Regions from separate parts of the Mus musculus genome. Here region 1 is linked to region 2. Evidence: chromatin contacts called from ENCODE Hi-C or POLR2A ChIA-PET data. All regions are on one chromosome and are shown on one strand. The core of a region is the stretch at or near the end of the contact, and the rest is flanking DNA. Distances in the headings are between cores, read along the strand shown. Region 1 overlaps Vav2 (vav 2 oncogene). Region 2 overlaps Vav2 (vav 2 oncogene).

What was found. Hi-C counts contacts between places; a loop is a spot of excess contacts on that map. ChIA-PET counts read pairs that join two places held with the same protein, here RNA polymerase II (POLR2A).
Region 1: a map of v-Abl transformed pro-B cells shows a loop between it and region 2 (2.2-fold over the local background). The contact joins two enhancer-like sites. A Hi-C loop is called at or near these places in 2 of 37 maps with a recorded cell type or tissue (heart and v-Abl transformed pro-B cells). POLR2A ChIA-PET finds 5 or more read pairs at or near these places in 2 of 5 experiments (Patski and embryonic stem cell).

The regions. Positions count from the first base shown.
Region 1 is chr2:27,325,187-27,328,832 of GRCm38, reverse strand. The region is part of intron 3 of Vav2 (vav 2 oncogene); the gene reads left to right. Among named protein-coding and RNA genes, the nearest start is that of Sardh, 80 kb to the right of the region's middle. RefSeq lists an enhancer at 1-90. Within about 2 kb of position 2,297, at least 1 of the 3 ENCODE cell types and tissues checked has a DNase peak (open chromatin) inside an H3K27ac peak, as active enhancers do; it is heart, where a contact is called at or near this core.
Region 2 is chr2:27,287,555-27,291,398 of GRCm38, reverse strand. Vav2 (vav 2 oncogene) reads left to right here. Exons shown (of 28, transcript NM_009500.2): 11 at 1-49; 12 at 2,707-2,793. Among named protein-coding and RNA genes, the nearest start is that of Sardh, 42 kb to the right of the region's middle. Within about 2 kb of position 2,123, at least 1 of the 3 ENCODE cell types and tissues checked has a DNase peak (open chromatin) inside an H3K27ac peak, as active enhancers do; it is heart, where a contact is called at or near this core.

The sequences.
Region 1 (3,646 bases), core at 1,048-3,547, 37 kb before region 2:
GCCACTGGGCTGACCCTTCATTTCCCAGCAGCAAGTTGGCAGGATGTTGGGGGATGGAGGAGAGCCTCCAGCTGCTGTGTCACTCCATTCCCCTTGGCAGCTCAGAGAGGGGAAGGGTCTTGCCTGAGGTCACATGGGGACTTGGTGGTACAGAACTCCTTACAGTATCCCACCCCCAGGTCCCCTAAGCAGGTCCTGTCCATATGGCCAGCTTTGCTGTGATTGTGAAGGAAGCCAGCTGTGTAGACAGTTGTGGGGACTGTGACAGATTCAAGACCTGTGGATTCATTCTGCCTTCTGACTCTGGCAGGCACTGATATGAACTGGGCAAAGCTGCTCCACTCATGTGGAGTGCCTACAGCTCTGTGTCTTGGCTCATGTGATTCATGGGGTCGTTCTAGAAACCAGAGCATGAGAAAGGAACAGGCCCCACCAGGACAAGGGTCATGGCAGGAAGGCTGTGGAGAGGCGGAAGGGAACATGCTCTTTTTCAAAAGCTGCTGCATGCTTCATGACCAGGGTGCCCATAAAGCTTGGGGCAGTCTGAGGCTGAGCGAGGCCCCGTTGGGGCTTGCTTGCAGAATCTAGCTGAAGCCAAGAGTCTGGACCCTAAGGTCAAGGACCCTAGGCAGACCCAGACCTCTATCTTTGTTTCTCCCGGTGGGTGGGACTCATTGTCTCTGGTCCCTGAACTGTCACATAGCAGAATTGTCATGTCTACTGAGCGCCTAACATTGCTCAACTCACAGCAGACTTCCCAGGCCTGGGCCAGGAGGCCTTGAGGGGAGCCTTCTGGTCCTCAGCAGAACTTTGATGGTTCAAGCTTTGTCCTGGGTAGGGACCATGCCACAGTGGTGGTTGGCTCCTGGGGCCTGAGCTTGGAGGTTGGGAAAGTGCAGTTGGCCAAGCTCTGGGGACCCCTGAGGCCTGTATGGGAGGGCCTGGTCCCTGGAGGATTCGTCCTAAGTGTTCATTCAGGCAGGCTGCCCATAGGGTGTTGCCCAGGTGGGAAGTGTGTAGCATGGAGTTCTGTGCTGGTTAGTCTTAACTGTGAACTTGGTACAAACTACGGTCACCTGGGAAGAATGAGTCTATTGAGGTACTGTCTGCATCAGATTGGTTTGTGATAATGTCTGTGGGGAATCATCTTGATTGTTAATTGATGTAGGAAGATGCAGCCCTCCATGTGTGGAACCATTTCCCTGGGCCCTAAAGCATTTAAGAGTGAAGAAAGCTAGCTGGGCATAAACAGCAAACAAGCATGGTTGCCTTGTTTCCCTCTGTTCTTGACTATGGCTATGATGCTGCTTGTGTGCCCGCCAGGACTTTCCATTATCAGCCTGATCAACCCCCCCCCCCAACTTGCTTTGACTGGTATGTAGGAGGGGGCCGGGGCGCAGGAATGCCCTGTGTATCTATCTATCAGCTGGCCTCTTCCTACCAAACCTCTGCCTGCTAGAGGCTCTGAATCCAGGGTACGAGAAGCTGAGAAGCAACATTCCTGGGTTATCAGCAGAGGCTCCTCCCTAGGCTTCCCCAGACAGGGCGGGGCACAGCAGAGCCCTAACTGTTTCTGTGGGGCTCTAGATGCAGGCCACAAGGGCCCTGTGGGAGTCGGGGGTCAGTCGGAGTCTGGCCCCAGGAGGCTCTGAGTCAGCTGCACCCTACTTCCCTTATCCTCACCCCTGTTGGGCCTTGGCAGAGACCAGAGATCACTGTCAGGGCTGTGGCAGTGGCTTTGCCTTATTGTCCCTACTTCCCAAGTCTCATTAAAGTGGCAGAACCCTCTTATATGTCCAGTCTGGCTTCCATTGTGGTCCTAGCCCAACCCTATGGTAACTGAACTCCTGTATCACCAGACTCTGTCCCCAATTGGCGGAGTCCTTATGTCCCCTCTGCCCAGGAGGCCACTGGGATTATTCTACTTAGAGCAGGATCCAGGTGCCCTCACCATCACCTCCCTTGCTATTTGTGTGGAAGTGCCTGGTTTGTCCCCATTTATCAGATGAGGTCACTGAGGCTGGAAACTTAGACCCTAACTCTTGTAATTCTGATACCAACCTGGACCTCTGAAGTGAGAGCATGCCTTCTGCTGCAGCCACTCAGACTTTCCCAGGCCAAAGCTGTTCTCTTCCCCACTCTCTGTTGGTGGTATGACACTGGCCTGCTTTTTTGACCGGAGAACTAGCAGGGGTGTGGTGTGGAGCAAGGCACACTACTCACCCCACTGTCTGGACTGGGCGGGATGGCGGCTGAGGAGACCAATCACGACCCGTCTGTGGGCATGTTTTGACAGTTGGTGCTGTTTAGTAGGAGAGCTGTTTTTAATAAGACAGACACCAGGGTTTCAAGGCCTTCCCGCCAATTAGGATGTGGCTACCCAGGTGCCTGTTTGAATAATTAAGCAGCTCTCACCTCCAGGCTTTTGGTGTGCCTTTCAACTCTGCGTGGCTGCCTCCTCCCTGGCCAAGTGGTGCCAAAGGGACCTGTGGTTCAGTCGTGCCCCTGTGTGCCCGTCTCTGGGCTTTGTCACCAATGCTGGCCTCTGCGCTCACCTAGCTCACTCCCTCATGTCTGAGGAGAGCAGAATTGACCCTGAGGGTGGTTAGTGCCTTAGTGCCAGTCCCTTCTTCCTTCCTGTGATCTGAGGAAGTCTCGGGGTCCAATGTGGAGGCCTGGCCAAGGCCTGCAAGTAGTGTTGTCTACATGTGGAACTAGGGGACCAGTCTGTACCCATTCCAGCACTGGAAGTGTCACCCCTGCACGGGGGTGGGGGTGGGGAGTTGTTGCCTCTCCTTACAGGATAGATAGATACATCTAGGCACATGTGAGCTCTCTGGCTGTCTCACTTGCAGGACTCAGGGCACACAGTCTGACCTGTTCCCACCTATTGCACAGCCAGGCCATGAAGGATCAGACCACCCAATGGGTGAGGTCACACACAGGGATTTGGTGAGATGTATACAGTCTCAAGGTCTGCACATGCTCTCTGAACCAGCACTAGAAAACGGAAGCAAGATGCTGTTGTCTCAATCCAGGTCACATCCACCTGAAATGTCTACAGAGCCTGCAGAACATATTTTGGGTCCCACGTTTTTGAGATGATCTGATGAACCAAGTTGTACCAAAGCCAGATGCTAATCTGAGTACCTTCTCACATGCAGCTCTAGTACCTTCTGGGGCCACATTTGTTTCAAGGCTACATCTTTCTTCAAGTCTGTCATGGGAAGAAACAGCAGGGTGCAGGAGCACCTAGAGGCCAAGGCCTCTGTGGACTTGTGAGGGGACCTGGGTGGTCCTGCAGGCTGCTCAAGGAAAAGGCTCTCAGCAACTGGAGCTGGTGCTTACAGGGGCTCTATGGGAGCAAGGCCTGAGGCCTGAGGCCCAGCAGAGTGGGCTTGTAGGGAAGGGACCTACACCACTACATAAAGGATGCACAAAGGGGTGATGTGATTCCTGGATGAGAGCCTTTCCTGGTTTGTTTCGATGTAAACATTTGTGCTGCCCACCTTTTGCAGTGCGGCTCAGATGAGCCAGGAAACTAAGATCTCTTACTTTGAGGGGCCTAGCTCTTGGCTCCTTCCTTCAGATCTCACCATCCCCCTGGAATGAACCAGGTGGAGGCAGTGGCTTGGCTCCTGGTCAA
Region 2 (3,844 bases), core at 874-3,373:
AGACCGACCAGAAAGACAACAGCTCAAAGAAGCCCTGGAAGCCATGCAGGTAAGTAAGAGAGGCAGAGCGGGGAGTCCCCAGACCAGTGTGCACACACTCCTGGATCCAGACTGAGCTCCTTGGTAACACTGACAGGACACTGCGGTTGGGCTTAGACTTACATGATGGTGGAAGGAGCAGCAGGCTAGGCTGCTTGCACCATGTGTCCAAAGTCCCCAACTTCACTTGCCTGCAGTTGCCCTGTCCCCACACTGTATTTTCAAGTGTCCACTGGGGTCATCAATGGTTTTTGGGTGCCAGCTCTATCCTGGGGTACCTCTTTTCCTCCTGGGCATCTGCTGATGAAGGTCTGTCCCATGCCCATGCCCTGTCACTCACTGGAAGGTCCCTTTTCACGTGCTGGCTTTGAAGGCCCCTGCCCAGCCATTCTATGCCTCATGTATGGCCGTCCACTGCCCTCAGAAGCTCGTCTGTGTTCTGCTCAGAAACCTTTGTGGCTTCTGCTGTTCTCTGAATCAGGCCAGGGTCATTGAAGATGTGTGTAACAGGAACGCCTCAGATTCCGGGGAAGCCTGGCCATGCTCAGATTCCTGGGCATGCTCTATTCTTTCCCACCCCAAGGTGTGCTCAGGACATGTCCTCTTCCTCACTTAATCTGCCTGCATCCCACTCATCTTGTCTTTGCCATGAACTTGACACAGTCCAAGAAAGTCACCTTCCAGACTCCTTAGCCAAGGGACTGTCAGGCTACCCCACAGTCATACCTGTGCCTCTCATAGACACCTGTCTTAGACAAGGTGAAATGCCTGACACAGGCTAGGTCCCTTTGGCATTGCAGTGTTATAGAAGCAGTGAGTTCCAGCCTTGACTTCTGACCCCTGACCCCTGAGTCCTCTGGTCCATGGTCCCCTTCTTTTCCCAAGACACACCTTGTTTGAAGAGGAAGGTGCTGCAGTCTAACTCCCACACAGGATCAGGGGGAGGACGCTGGCTCTCAAAGCTACCTGCTCTCTGAGAGCAGACTTCATGCAGCTGGAAAAGTTTGCATCAGTTTTGAATGGACTTAAATGTGGGTGCCATGGCTGACATGGGGACCTCTGGCTGGCGCCCCTGGGGAACTGAGGTCACCGCAGCAGAGGGACCACCACATCTTCCCACTGCAGACACAATTCAGTGTCAGCCATTCCTGGAGCATGTGACTCATACTGCAGGTGTACCCTGAACCCAAGCCTGGCCAGTGTGTGGCTTCGGGTCCCTTTGTGGCAAAGTACCCTGAGGTTATATAGCTCCTGACATTCCAAAGAGGGTTTGTGACTCTGTGTTCTTCTTTTCACGGGAGGCTCTTCAAACTGCAAAGTTTAGAAGGCGGCCTGGTTTGCTTTCTGTTACTGTGATGAACAACCACGATCAAAAGCAACTTAGGGGAGGAAAAGTTTTATTTTAGATTATATTCCCAGGTCACAGTCTGTCATGAAGGGAAATCAGGGAAAGAATTCAAGGCAGAAACCATGGAAGAAGGCTGCTTACTGTCTCACTTTCTGGAGCGCTTAGCTAGCTCTCTTCTATAGCCTAGGATTGGCGCCACCTCCAGTGGGCAGTTCCCTCTCTCCTCCATCGTCAGTCAGGACAATCTCTCAGACATGGCCACACAAGACCGTGTGATCAATGCAGTTCTCTAACTGAAGTGCCCTCAGTGAAAACTAATACAGCAGGGAATCTAAAAGCCTTTAATGTCCCCAATGCAAAGCAGAAAACCATTCATCCAGCCAGTGTCTGGGCTGTCACTGCCCTGGAGCTAAGCTTTCCTCAGGGTTGCAGTACACACTCCATGCAACTCTGTTAGCTGGCTGCTTTGCCTCCGGAGCTCTACTGTCTCTGTGGGAATCTCCTTCCCAGACGTGCACTTCTGTGACTCCTGCCAGGGTGCACAGGGCCACACACGCTCAGATCTGTCGCTGCTGTTGATTTAGAACAAAACCCACCCTTTATAAACTGTGGCTTCTGGTAGGGAGCTGCCAGTAGCAAGGTTTGTAGGCTGGCCCTTGAAGTGATCCCAGAAGCAAGAGAGGCCATAAGGGAGGTAGGAACTGGCTCCAGGATGTGGGTCTGGCTTTTGTGTGCCGGGGATTTCCTCTCTGCTCTGCTTTCTGGGTAGGATCCCTGCTGTTCTGTCCCAGCCGCCCCTGGGCATTGCTTCCAGACCATTTCAAACTTTCTGAAGCAAAGTGAGCACTGCCCCCTGGTGACTGACTAGAGGATTGCAGTACTATGTAGGGCTCATACCTTCCCCCCACTCCATCTCCCCCAGCCACTTACAGAATACCCAGGCTCTTCAGGGAAGGTGGGACAGGGGCTTCGTGAGAGCAGAAAGGTCTAAACAGTGGCTGTGTGTGACCCACTGTGGCTTATCCATGCTGGGCTGCATCTCCATTCTGACACAGAAGGCCTTCTGAGTGAGGGGAACCTGGATTTGGGGGTTCCCAGCACCCTCTTCAGCATAGTGTGTACTCTGGGTTCAAATGTTGTGTTCTTCACCTTATTCCTTCCTGGTTCCCTGTGTGTGGTGGTTTTTACTCCCATAGCCCAGAGTTGGAGTGGCCCCAGGCAAGATGGAGGAAGAGTGTGGAATGACCAGCTGGGCTAGGAAGGGGCTGGGAGGTCACCCCGTGTGTGACTCAGTGCCCTGATCCTGTCTTGATTTCCAGGACTTGGCCATGTACATCAATGAAGTGAAGCGGGACAAGGAGACCTTGAAGAAGATTAGCGAGTTCCAGTGCTCCATAGAAAACCTGGTAAGCCGTGGCTGCCTGCGAAGCCTGCCGGGAGTAGGAGGGAGGTCGGGCAGTATCAGCCTTCATCCAGTTCTACCTACTGTGCGGATGAGGTCATCCACGTGTAGGGCTCAGGAGATGGATGTCCTATTGACAGCCTGGCTCTCTTTCTCCCTTCCCAGCCTGAACCCCAGGCTGTGGCGACCAGAGGCAGGACGCTTCGTCTGCTCTGTGGCCCTCCTGTTTCCCTGTCCTCAGGGTGGGCAGTGGGCAGGGTTCGGCTTGGGGGTGGGGCCACGGTCATCTCAACCTGAGAGCTGGCCCTCAGCTTGCCCCTTGTCTAGGAATCAGACTGGGGGCTGTCAGTCAGGGTTGGCCCTCTCTCAGGCATACTCCGGGGAGAAGAGATGAGCTGTTCCTGGACTCAGCCCTGCTTGGCCCCATGTTGGGTCTAGGTCTCTCTGTGTTGGGGTGTTCTGCAATAGGAGACCTTAAGCACGCCCTTGCCCCCACCCATCGGATGCTAATAGCGCCCTCAACCCCAAGTGATGACTGCTCCTCCAAATGCCGTCTGATTCCCAGAGTCATTTTGATATTGAACCATTGATTTTTTTCCCCGCTCAAACATCCCCTCTTCTTGGAGATTTTCCTGGAGAGCTTGGCGAAGTAGAAACCTGGAAGCCCGATATCTAGGCTGGCATACCCATCTTCATCTCCAGAGGAACCCTCTACAGAGCTGGCTGGCTCATCAGAGGGCAAGGAGAACTGCCAAGCAGTGTCTGATGAGTGCTCTGTCTACATGTGTGCTTGCACGCCAGAAGAGGGCGTCAGACCCGGGACAGATGGTTGTGAGCCACCATGTGGTTGCTGGGAATCAAACTCAGAGCCTCTTAACCGCTGGGCCATCTCTCCAGCCCATTCTTATGTGTCATGAGTGTGACCTGAAGCATGAACATTTGTGGGGTTCAGACCATTTGCCAGTCATCCCTGCTTTCTGATCACTGCACAGTTAACACACTGCTTTTGAACACAGGGGAGTTTGCTTTGGTGTTGTGAGTCATGTTTGCTCTTT